2 separate regions of the Mus musculus genome follow, and region 1 is linked to region 2. The links are chromatin contacts, found by Hi-C or POLR2A ChIA-PET in ENCODE. All regions are on one chromosome and are shown on one strand. The core of a region is the stretch at or near the end of the contact, and the rest is flanking DNA. Distances in the headings are between cores, read along the strand shown. Region 1 holds the start of Cnot9 (CCR4-NOT transcription complex, subunit 9). Region 2 holds the start of Pnkd (paroxysmal nonkinesiogenic dyskinesia).

Evidence for each region. Hi-C counts contacts between places; a loop is a spot of excess contacts on that map. ChIA-PET counts read pairs that join two places held with the same protein, here RNA polymerase II (POLR2A).
Region 1: a map of heart shows a loop between it and region 2 (3-fold over the local background). The contact joins the promoter of Cnot9 here to the promoter of Pnkd in region 2. A Hi-C loop is called at or near these places in 1 of 37 maps with a recorded cell type or tissue (heart). POLR2A ChIA-PET finds 5 or more read pairs at or near these places in 2 of 5 experiments (both embryonic stem cell).

The regions. Positions count from the first base shown.
Region 1 is chr1:74,503,387-74,509,958 of GRCm38, forward strand. Cnot9 (CCR4-NOT transcription complex, subunit 9) reads left to right here and starts at 2,674. Exons shown (of 8, transcript NM_021383.5): 1 at 2,674-3,075. The coding sequence starts at 3,052. It overlaps Usp37 (ubiquitin specific peptidase 37), which reads right to left and starts at 2,435. Exons shown (of 24, transcript NM_001310662.1): 1 at 2,274-2,435.
Region 2 is chr1:74,281,934-74,288,094 of GRCm38, forward strand. Pnkd (paroxysmal nonkinesiogenic dyskinesia) reads left to right here and starts at 3,101. Exons shown (of 10, transcript NM_001039509.1): 1 at 3,101-3,204; 2 at 3,909-4,077. The coding sequence starts at 3,138. Aamp (angio-associated migratory protein) reads right to left here and starts at 2,805. Exons shown (of 11, transcript NM_146110.3): 1 at 2,570-2,805; 2 at 1,953-2,108; 3 at 1,161-1,280; 4 at 478-617; 5 at 94-238. The coding sequence starts at 2,690. It overlaps Gm28364 (predicted gene 28364), which reads left to right. Exons shown (of 2, transcript NR_168296.1): 2 at 1-781.

The DNA of each region.
Region 1 (6,572 bases), core at 1,424-3,923, 220 kb after region 2:
AGAGAGAGGGGGGGGGGGGCAGAGACAGGTGGATTTCTGAGTTCAAGGCCAGCCTGGTCTACAAAGTGAGTTCCAGGACAGCCAAGACTATACAGAGAAACCCTGTCTCAAAAAACCAAAAAGAGAGAGAGAGACAGACAGACAGACAGACAGACAGACTTATAGCCAAGGCTGGTATATCTGAGGATTTGAATGTCTGCTCCTCCTGTCTCTGTTGGCTTTATGTAGTGCTGGAGCACAAAACTAGGGATTTGCCTGGCGGTGGTGGCGCACTGCTCACGCCTTTGATCCTAGCACTTGGGAAGCAGAGTCAAGCAGAGATTGCTGAGTTCAAGGACAGCCTGGTCTACAAAGTGAGTTCCAGGACAGCCAGGGCTACACAGAGAAACCCTGTCTCAAAAAAAAAAAATAAATAAATAAAAAAATAAACAAAGAAAAAAATCCCTAGGGATTCATGCATGCTAGGGAAGCATCCAGCAACTGAACTGTATCCCCAGAACATTATTTTACATTTTATCTTAAAGTAATGAGCACCTTGGCAATGAGAAAGCCACTGAAGGGTTTCAAGCAAAGAAAGTATACGTTATTTGAATGAATGGATAGTGTTGAGTTTGGGAAGAAGAGAAAACAAGAAAAACAAAACAAAACAAAACCCAGGGAGATCAGATAAGAAAGTAGTGTTTTTAACTCATAATTACAATAATAATTCTTACTTGACAGATTCTGAGTGTCAATACTTTAGGGAGTTTATAGCACTCATAATAATCCACTAAGGTGAGAACTTTTGTTTATTTGTTTTTAGAGACGGGTTTTTCTGTGTACCGCCACCCCCCCAACCCCAGCTATCCTGGAACTCACTCTGTAGTCCAAGCTGGTCTTGAACTCGGAGATCCATCTGCCCCTGCCTCCCATTACCCAGGTAAGCTAAGAACTCTTACTCCTATTCTACAGGTGAGAATAGGAATAAGGGAGATCAAGTCCCTATGAAAAAGAACTGTGGTTTGAATTAGAAAAGTCAAAGTGAAGAAGGTCAGAAATAAATGCAAAACATATATTAGAAGTAAAACAGAACTTGGAAAGGATATGAACACATAGGATGAAGAAATCAAGACTGCTTCTCAAGCTTCTACCCAGTGTCACTGAACAAATGGCTATGTGTCATCAAAATGGACATGCATGCCGCTTGTGGTGTAGTGGACACTGGAAAGGAGAGAATTTGGGTACAAGAGACAGATTGACTCCAGTTTTTAAAGGTATCATATTTGAAATTCCTAAGGGGAGAAAAAATCAAGCTGAGATGTTAAGCAGACAGTTGGCTATTTGAATATGGAGCTGAAAATAAGAAAATCTCAAGTTATCAACATATAGCAGAATTTAAAGCTTAGAGAGAAATGGAAGTACAACAGGGGAGAACCCCAGTCCAAAACCAAATCATTTACCCTGACAAAATTTCTTACCAACTGATTACATCTGTCCTTGGGTCTTCAGTCCCTCCTTTTCCTTTTGCCAGTATGCAACACTATTCTTTTGAATATTCACCCAAATATTAACATGACAAATGACAAACATCATACAAACACACTAGAGCCTATCTGTCTGGCCCAGAAGCCTCCTCTAATACTTAACACAATAAACCAAAATGCCCCCTTAACATTCCCTCTTAGATTAGTTCTTTCAACTATAGACTCATCAGGTACTGTTAACTCGCCAAAGGAATATCTGAAAAACACTACAGTACAACTCTCCAACGACACGGAACTTTATTACCTTTTTATTTTTCTCCAGATTTTGATTTAAAATTGGTTCAATAGACACCGTCAGTGTCCTGGCTAGATATGGGTAGCAACCAAAGGCACGACAAAAATTACACTCCCTTTCAGCGAGTAATGTCTAAGAGGAGTAGGAAAGTAAAGAATGGTCAAGCGGGCGTGTGAATATCGCAGTCAAGGTTTTAATGGATATGTGGCAACAAAGTCACCTGTAAAGACAGCAGGCCTTGCAGGGAGGTACGCTGAGACCACCTGAACCTTGGTGAAGAGAGGCCAGATTTAGAATGCAGAAAGCAAGTGACAACACGGACGCGTTAAAGGAGAAGTAAAGGGGGCAACACTCGAACGGGGCACCTGTAAGGCATTGGGTATCCAAGGACCCGGGGCGGGCTAAGCAGCAGCCGGGAGAACTCTGAAGTGGACGCCGAGTGGGCGGACCGCAGGGGTGGGGTGGGGGTGCCGGGGAAAACGGCTCAATTCAGAAGCTGTCCCGGCTCGTCTTACCTGCGCTAGAGGGTCCCAGCTCCGGACAAGCTTGCCGGAAGCACAAAGTTCCCGCGGAGGGGGTGGAGCCGAAAGGCTCGGAAGGAAGGGGCTCTACTAGCCCCAGAGAGCGAGGCCGGTCTCTCTCCTAGCACACCTAAACCCGCTGATGGCGGGAACTATGACTACACGCAAACACGTACGGACGCACGCACTCTCGACGCAACCAGTCCAGGCGCGTGCGCGTAAGCGCGCAAGTCCCGCCCCTCAAGCATTCGCTCTGCCCCTCACCATGCCCAGCCCCTAACCCGGGCGGCCCCGCCCCCGCCGTGACGACACTGTAATACACATGCGCACCGTCCACTTTACCAACTTTGGCCCTCCTACCATTTTCCTCACGCGCAACCGCTTGAGCATGCGCAATTCGTGTCCTTCCAAGCCTGCTGGCCTTTTCCCGCCCTTGTCTGGCCTTCGGGAGAAAGTCAGAGTTCACGTCTCTCAAAGGATTTACCTGCGATGCTGTGGGGATACGAGGGCCAGTAGTTTGCAGACGTCATTTTGATCCCGAATCTGAAGGTTCAAAGAACATACTTTGAGATTATTTGCTAGGCCGAGGTCCGGGAGGCGGGAAAGGGCTGGGTGGGCGGAGGGTCAGAGGTGAGAGGTCAAAGGCCCGCGAAGGGGGCGGAGCGAGGCGGAGGCGGATGGCGGCACTTCATCTTGGGCATCAGAGCCGCTGAAGCTGGGACGCGGGTCCGGTGCGTCCGGCGGGAGGAGGAGTGCGGCGGCCGCTCCAAACATGCACAGCCTGGCAACGGCAGCGGTGAGTGGTTGCTCCCGCTCGGATGTCCGTCTCAGCCTGTTTTCTAGCTCCCAGATCCGGGCCCTGAGTCCAGCTGCTCCTGCCCCTAGTCGCAAGGTCTGGGGGTCTCCACACGCCGACCGTGGCGGAGCCGGACCCCCGCTGTTCCCTCTCATCCCCTCCCGCCCCCTCTCCTGGCCTGGCGCGCGGCCTCTCGCGTTGTTTGCCAGCGCCAAGGCCTGGTCCCGCGCCCCGCGCTGCCCCAGCAGGCCATTCATTGATTCCTTTGCGCCTGGCGTCAGTTTATCTGGACGCGGGTTGTGAATGCTGGGCGTCGGCGGGGATGAGGATACTGCCACGGCCATTCGCTCTGGTCCCGTGATCCTAGACTTCCTCGCCTAGGCACATCTCAGTGGTTCGGAAATGGGCTTCTAGCTCAAGCCACTTGCTTTTTGCATGAGGAAAGACTTCCTCACGCCTCGCGTTTTATCTTTTAACAAGAAAAGCAAATCATGTATTATACCTCCCTAGAGTCGTACTATGGCTTTCGGTTAAATTTAGAGAAAGTAGACTCCTTCCCTGGCCTACAAGCCCTGTATGATGTGGTCCTTAGTCACGTTTATGGGCTTGGTTTTTGTCACTTGCTCCCTAAGCTCCGACCAAGAAGTATATGAACTTTTCTGTTACATATTCTCTACCTGGAATGTCTTTCTTAGGACTCTGCCTCCATACATACACACAAGTTTACCTCAGAGTGACTTTTTCCGACCATATTCATAGTAGCTTGTAACCCCAACATTTTCTCATATAGAGCACCGATCCCACGGTTTAATTACTAGACTTTTATATTTTATTTTACTTTTACTTGTGGGTTGTCTGTACTCTGTAAGTCAGGGGCAAGTATTTGGTGAGGCCTGTTCACTTGTTTTCCCCACCACTGGGACAGTTCCTACTACAGTAAGGTAAGCACTCAAATAATGCTGACTGAATGGCTACACTCACAACCATACTGGAAGCAGCATAGTTTAAAGACACTTCCAAAGGCCAGTTTCACTTTGTTTCACCAAGGGGAAATGCTATCAGGAAAATAATGTATTTAGATTACATTATGAGACAACGTAACATAATGACTAAATAAAATATGAAAAACTACCTTAACTTCAAGTATAAAAAGAAATATTTAGGACAGCCGTGCTTGGGATTTCTGTGAATTTTGAGGCCAGCCTGGTCTATATGGAAAGTTCAGGCCACCATGATAGCATAGTGATATCCTGACCAAAAAGAAAAGAAAAACATCCTCCAGAGGGTGGTGGCAGCACCTCTGTAATATCAGCTCAGACAGGCAGATCACAAGTTCAAGACCAGCCTGGCAATTTAATAAGACTATCTCAGAAAACATTTTTAAAAAGATGGGTAGAGATATTAATTATAGGAGAATATTTGATCTGGCATGTGTGACACCCTTGGTTCAGTCTCCAGAGACTCCTCCCAAAAGTAAACAATCTGATTGGCATGACAATGCTTTTAATCCCAGCACCCAGGGAAGCAGAGGCAGGCAGATCTCTGCATTCAAGGGCAGCCTGGTCTACAGAGCGTTTTATTTAGGCCAGCCTGAGATACACAGTAAGATGCAGTCTCAAAAGGGAAGAAAAAAAGCAAGCGACTCAGCTAAGTGTAACTGAGACCTAGACAGGAACACATTGCTCAGGAACCAGTGAGGTGGCCTAGTGGGTAAAGTCACTTGTTGCCAAGTGTATTGACCGGAGTTAAGTCCCCAGAACTCACAATACACACAAACTAATAAACATTCATTTAAAAAAAACTAAGAACATACTACTTCATGAAGTTGATTTCTTCTTTTCAGAGCAAGTAATATTTTATATCCTGTCTCTGTTTATACTTGTTAAAATTCTTAAGGGACTATAGTTTCCATAGGTGTGTGTGTGTGTTTATTTAAGCACAAATAAAGTATATATGTAAGCCACATACTCATTTCCTTCATTGTCAGCCTGATTGGTAACTGAAGGCCAGCTGTGTTGTTTTTTTCTGTAGTGATTTTGCAGTTCTTAGAGGAAACACTGAGAAATCTCAGCATAGTAGATTTGTTACAAAGAAACATTTCAAGCTTTCTAATGCTGTAGACCAGAAGTTTCCAGAAGCCACTGGGCAGCATGTACTTCATTTTGTTCCCATGATTATGCTAGTCATGAGAATCTAGTCTTTTAATCTTCTCCATACCTTTTGTCAATCAATACCTCCGGGTTTCCTGTCACCCTTAGTTTTGACATTGGTCTGATTGGTCCTCTTTTTGATGATCTCACTTCACCAAGGTCTGGGATGAGCCATTAAGGGAGGAAGGAAATGGCAGTCGACTGACAGACAATAATGGGAAAGAAGCCCCTAGCTGCTTTTGTTCCTTCTTTCCCAGTTATACATATTATTTGAGACTCATCAAGTTGAAAGGTGGCGGTGGTAAGCGAATTGTTCAAGGTTAGATGGTAGATCTCAGCATCTGAACATACATGCTTCAATACCAGTCTCCTCTCCTCTGCCCAGATTCTCATTTTCCTTTTTTTCCCTCCCTAATGCATTATTTGAGTAGCTGTTATAACTGTGGCACATTAAGCTAACCATAGTGGTACGTGTCTTTGGTGAGCAGGAGGGGGCAGATCTCTTCAAGTTCAGGACAATCAGGGCTACATAGACCCTCTCAAAAAGCAAAACAAAAACCTGTGGTACGCTACTTATAAAAAGTTCTCAATATATAGTTCTTCAAACTACATTTATAGTGCCATACATAAGTTTAAAAACATGCGTTATGCTGCTTGACCCACATGGCAGCTCTAACAGTTTTTTTTGTACCAGACATTCATTAGGATAATTGATAAGGGATAAGACTGAAGGATACAAATTTGACCCAGTTTCTTCACCATCCCCTATGTCTACAATTCATACTGTTATGTTATTTTGATCTGAGCAGAAAAAAATAATACAGTTTGCTAGGAACTGAGATGGAGCGTTACACACAGCAGTTCCCACAGTAACCTAAGTCTTGAGAAGATGCTTGAGTTTTGCTTAATAATGAAAACTAGTGATGTGCTTATCTGTGTGGATGTACGTGTCCGGAGACCGACCAGAGGTCAACCTTGAGAGTTGTTCCTCTGGAGTGGTACTTGAAATGGGGTCTCTGACCTGGATCTTGCAGATTTGACTAAGTTGGCTGGCCAGTACACCTCAGTGATCTGTCTGTCTGCTTCTACAGCATTGGGATTACATGGGCAACCAAAGCCAGCTTTTTAGGTTGGTCCTAGAAATTAAACTCAGATCCCATATTTTCAAGCATATTACTGACTGGACCATCTCCCCAGCCCTAAAGTTACTTTTTTTTTCCTTCCCTGTTTATGTGTGTGTGTTGCTGTGAATTGAGTTTGGGGCCCCATATGTACTAGGCAAGCGATCTACTACTGAGCTATTCCCAGCTCTGTCTTTATATACACACACAGGGGAGGGGGGACCAT
Region 2 (6,161 bases), core at 1,851-4,350:
AAGACCAAGTATAGGGCAGGAGACTGCAATGACTGAAGTAACCCCAAGTCACTGGATCCACCTGTACCCCCAGGAAGAGATAACTGCTCTCACCATCAGGGAGGACGCGGCCACAGGTTGCAGGGCAGTTGGGGCCCTGAAAGGTCTTACAGTCACCATTCGGGACCTTCCACATCCAAGTGTTGCCATCGGCTGTGCCCGCCAACAGGACAGGAGCCCGAGGGTGCCACTCCATCCACTGATCAGAGAGGGAGGATCAGCAGGCAGGGCCTACTACCCAGCCTACCTAAGTCCATGAGCCTCATCTAAGGTGTGACCTTCTAAGGTCAGCGAGAACTTTACAGGCGAAGAGATACATTGCTAGAGCTGGGCTGCTATGGCTCTAGGCAAACTTCTCCAGGCTAGATCTGGATCCGTCTGCCGCTATCCCTCTCACTTAAGGTCCCAAAGAGTGGAAGCTCACTCCAAGGATCTCACCTCCAGGTCTCCTGCTTCAAAGGACCAGACTTCTTCCTTGGTGTCTACCTGCCATACTTTCAAAAGACCACTCATGTCCCCTGTGGCCACTAGGGTGGAATCGTGACTGAAACCAGCGCATGTCACAGAGTCTTTGTGGCCTGCAGCAAAGAGAAGTAGGCAGGTTTTAAACTCAAGTTTGCCTAAGAGATGTACCAAGTTTGAGGCCAGCCTTGCCAACATCCAAGGCCAACCCAACTATATAACCTTTAAAAAGGTGGCAAAAAAGAACATTAAAAAATACCTAAATGTTGGGGACAAGTGACCCATGCATCTAGTCACTGTTTAAAGGCAACTGAGCAGAAAAGAAAGTAGGAGGACCTCAGCAAAGAAGGGGGCCAAACTTGCTGCAGCTCCAGGGACTAGCACTCCCGTTTCCCAAGAACAGATACTACTGGCCCCACTGTTAAGCAACCAGAGCCTATCTTCTCTGTGCCTCTGTCTACTCCTACCCCAGCACCATGCTCATCTCAGCCAGCCTCTCTTGGCCTATTAGCATGTCCTGTCCAAATGCCTGCCAAACAGTTCTTCCATTGTGGGTCCCTGAATCCGGCACAAGACAGAGGCTGGTAAACGGCAGCTGGGTATTCTCAGGGGCCCCCTGCCAGGACATCCAAAGGAACACAACCTCCCCAGCCTCTCACCTGCACACTCAAAGAGCAGCTCTCCATCACCGAGCCTCCACACGAAGGCCTTGTCGTCTTCGCCCCCTGTCACTGCCAAGGTGTTGGTTTTGGGGTCCAGGCTCACACAGAACACAGACGCTGTCCCAAGACATAGTCCATGAGAATGGGGATGGAACCGGGTTCTCACCTAGAGCTCTGTCTTTCAGAACCTTCAGGAAGCACACTCCCTTTTTCCCCAAAGCCATAGCTGCTCTTTCCTGGGACAGCTGCATCCAGTTCTTGTCTGGAGCCTCAGGTTGTTAGAGAAACCCTTCCAGAGCCCACAGAGCTGTGACCTCCTCTGGAGCATAGCCCCCTGCTGTGCTGTTCCCCTTACCACGTTCTCTGAGGTGCACAGCTGACAGGACAGGCCATACCAGGCTAGGTATGAATTAAGTTATGAGAGTTTCATGAGGCTGGCATCCGAGATTATTATTAATGCCCCTTCTGGAATGTAAACTACCTTTAATTTCCACTTAGGTTACTTCCATTCACTTTCATACAAGATTTTATATATATATATATATATATATATATTTTAAAGAATACCAAGATCCAGAAAGCTAACAAAGCTGACAGACTGCTAAACAGCAGAGGTAGGATTTGAACCCAGGGGTCACACTTAACCCCAGTGCCCTATGGCCCTTCCTTTGAATATCCTGCAGGCCAAAGTAGGTGGCTTTCACTTTGGTCTCTTATAATAGCTGCCTAGGACCAACAGGCCATACTCAAAAGCCCATCTGCACTGATCTGAGATGTTCAAAGGCCTACCTGAGTGCAATGCAAAGGTGACCTCACTATCATCCGGGCCCTCCATGCTACCGACCACCCCTTCCTGGGGTTCCAAGACCCAGCCCTCGTCATTGCCCTCTTCTTCTTCTTCCTCTTCCTCAAAGTCCACGTCTTCCATCTCCTGGGCCAGATCATCTGCTTTGAGAGAAGCGTTAAAAGATGGAGCTCCAAAGATAATACAAGGAATGGGGTAAGGGTTAAAGAATGAAAAAGGTGAAGCTAGGGTGGGTCGTGTGGCCAAAGGTTAAGATGTTGTCTCACACGTACCGAGCAGGAAGAGAGCACTTGGGGGGCGGGGAGGGGGAGAGAGGCTAGGTCTGAAGATCTGGTGTTGGCCAGCGACCGTGTGGGAAGAGAGGACAGAGGGCATGATGGGAAGGGGGTGTGTGAGGGGAAGGGCTAGGGGAGGCGTCAGGGAACCCCCACCCAGCCAGGCCTAGAAACTAAAGGTGGGGGGTAGGGGAGGAGGTCTGGGAGAGAAATGTCGGTAGGAACGACCGGTAGGGAAGGGGGGAGGGGGGACTGGGGAGAAGCAGGGGTCAGAGGCCAGGGGTGAGCGCCTCTTGTCCCGTGGCCTCAGGAGCGTCAGTTCTCACCCGGGTCCGGCGGGCCTGGATCCAGCTCTACCACCTCAATGATCTCTTCATCTCCGTGAAAGCTCAGAGTCTCCAGAGGCGGGGTGTCAGCGGCCGCTCCGCTCTCCGATTCGGACTCCATGCGGCGAAAGCTACCGATCCACTTCTCTGGGCCCAAACGCCTCCCAGAGTCAGCTCTGCGCGACGACGCGGAACTCGAGCCCCTCCTCCCGGGAGGAAGTAGGCGTAGGTGACTCCCGGCCGAAAGAGCGACGGCATCCGGGCCAATGGCGACAGTGGTGGACTAACAGAGCCGCCAATCATAAGGCAGAACTAGGATGACCAGGCCGGGGCGTGGCGGGAGAGCCCAAGCTCCACCTTACATGACTCCGCCCCCAGCTGAAGGGAAACAAGCGAGCGTGCGCGCCTCCAGGGTCTCCTGGGAGGAGTAGTTCTCCGGGGCCCGCTACGCGGACTTCTGGGAAATGTAGTTTTTGCTCTGTAGGCAGGACGGAAGGCGCGGGGGAGGCCCCTTACGCAAACTACAATTCCCGACGGGGAGCGCAGTGAAGGGGGGTGGGACCCGAACATGGCGGCGGTGGTAGCTGCTACGGCGCTGAAGGGCCGGGGGGCGAGAAATGCCCGCGTCCTCCGGGGTAAGGAGAGGGACCCTCGGGAGGGCAGGGTTTTAAAAGATTCCGTTTCCTTTATATCCCACCCAGCGCGACAGCAGGAAGTCAGCATGCCAATTGCTGCCCACACCTCTCTGCAAGATCTTAGAGAGTCTGGGGGTGAAAAGATGCTCTAGAGGTCACCCAGTCCAACTCCTGCGTTTAGGTTGCGCGGCGTGTCTAGGGTCTTATTGCTAGAGAGGGTACCAAAGAAACCTTTAGACTCCCGCGCCCCAGGGGTTTCACACTCACCGCAGTGCAGAGGAAAGAGCCCTGGGCATCTGGAGGCTTGAGTTCTAGCACTGAGTAATTAGCGGTTTGACCTTGTGCGAAGCAGCTCGTCTTCGGGCTTCAGCTTCCTCTTCGACGGGATGGAGTTAGTTATCCTTAAGGATAGCTTAAGGTCCTGCAGTTTTAAAACAGTTCCCCGGATTTCCTTCATACGTATGTCTCCGGTGAGTTCCTCTGCAGTCCTTCCCAGCCTGACTTCTGAATAGAACAGCAGCGAAGCTCACTGCCTTGGCACCAGGGTGAGGAGCCCGCAGTGACGTTTAAGTAGCCTTCCAAAGGTGTCACCCGATGGCGATTTTCCCATTTCTCTTTAGATTCTTCACTGCACTTGTTACTCCAGACTGCAGTCACTCCCCTTCCTCATCTCCCATACTGACATGCCATACTTTCATTCACAGGGATCCTCTCTGGAGCCACAGCTAACAAGGCTTCCCAGAACAGGACCAGAGCACTGCAGAGCCACAGCTCACCAGAATGCAAGGAGGAGCCCGAGCCCCTCTCCCCTGAGCTAGAATACATTCCCAGAAAGAGGGGCAAGAACCCCATGAAAGCCGTGGGGCTAGCCTGGTGAGTTTAACTGCTCCCTTTGCCTACCAGTGGGGAGTGCATTGAAAGGTGTGGGGACCTAGAAACTTCTCTGAAATGCGGGTGGAGAGCTGAATCCAAGGGAAGGAAATTGCTGGAGTCAAGGGATGGACTCTCAGAAGGGGGGGGGGGGCTAGGGTGGAAAAATATGTAAAATTGGGGGATAGTGGCTTTTCTGTGGAGCAAATTGAGCTGATCTGATTTGAATTTGAGTCACTGGATTCATCCTTCCCTTTGGGAGCAGGGGTCACATTCCAATCCCAGTAATTAAGTGTCAGATTGCGTTGTGTAGAAGCTAGACGTGTTTCTGTGAATTCTGTGGATCTGATTCTGGCCTTAATACATATTACTGATTATCACTCACTAAAGTAAAAGGAAGGGAAATTAACATTTTTTTCCATCCAATGTCTGAGGTATGACAATACTTTGCCATATAACGTTTGAAGCTTTCTGAGGTAAACCTTGCATTTCCATCCCTCCAAGGAGGGAACAGAGGCTCCCAGCTGTGATTGTCACCAGCTCTTGTGGCTTCCTGTTCTTTGGCCCTTACCAATGCCCTCTTTCAGTTGTAGCTGCTAAGACTGAGAGTTGGTCGATGTACCTTAGTGGTTGTGCACAAGCTTAACACCATAAAGAAAAATAAAGAGGTCTGGCACGGGACATGAGACAGTGTATGCAGGGAGGTCCTTTGCTAACTCAGAGCAAGCCTGGGCTACTTAGGCTATCACACAGAAGCATTCAACACAAGTGAAGAGACTCATGAATATCAGCCGTCAGAGGAGAAATGAAGAGGTAGGTAGGACCACACTGGGCTTTGAGTACTATGCCTAGGAGTTTGGAGTTGGCTAGGATGTAATAGAGCACTATTACGGTTGTCTAAAGCAGGCAGCAGCAGGAGGCTCTGGTTTGTGGGGTCCCTCCAGCACTCAGCACAAAGGACAGGTAGACGTAAGATGTCTCACCACAGCATTTGTACAAGTGACAAAGCTGGCCTGATTCTTCTAGCTCCTCTGGCTCAGTGCCAGTCCCTGCCCAAACCCGGTACACATCTCCCCATCCCTAGGGCCATCGGCTTCCCCTGTGGTATCCTCTTCTTCGTCCTCACCAAGCAGGAAGTGGACAAGGACCGATTGAAGCAGATGAAAGCTCGTCAGAACATGCGGGTGTCCAACACGGGCGAGTATGAGAGCCAGAGGTTCAGGGCTTCACCCCAACAAGCCCAGTTCCCTGAGGTTGGGTCTGGGGCCCAGACCTGAGTGAGGATCACTGCAACCTTGTGCTAGACTATTGACTGCCGTCTTGTGTGGCCATGGCTCCTGAGGCCCACCAGAGGGCGCAGGATGCCCAAGCTGCTGCCAGCACCCAACTCTTCCACACCGTGGAAGGAGCCAAATGCAAATAAAGTTATTAAGTACTGACACGGAAAGGAGGCCAGGTTGAATTTGTAAGTTCCCAGGAGGGGCGGGTCAGAGTGGAAATAGCTGCTCATTCCCTGTTCCCTCACTGACCCATCTGTGTTCCCAGATGGCTGACGGAGCCACGGCAAGCCTAGGAGCAGGCTCTGGAGACCCAAGTCTTAGAGCCACTAGTTAGGAGGGTAGCTACCCATTGCAGCTGAAACTGGTTAAAATTAGTCAGGCGTACTGGTTAAAATTAGTCAGGCGTGGACATCTTTAATCTCAGCACTCAGGAAGCAGAGGCAGGTGGATCTCTGAGTTTGAGGCCAGGGTTCCAAGACAGCCAGAGCAAAATAATAAAGAGACCTTGCCCCCCCAAACAAAAGAAACCAAAAATCAAATGTAGCATTCAGGATGTGGAAGAAAATTTAAAATTAAAAAAGAAAAAAAAAAGTGCATCTAAATATGTCAACCTCTCTGGGCCATGTTTTCCTCCTTTGTAAGAGAAACTAGTTTCCAAGAGATTCTAAAGCTATGGTCTAGCCCCTTTCCTATAAAGATGGAGCTTCCCGGGGGAGTTAAAGCTAGGCAAGTTTTACAGAGGGTTCATGGCATACACGTGATCCTGCGGGGTGGCTGAGAAGCCCCTTCTGGAGCCAGTGCTCCTGG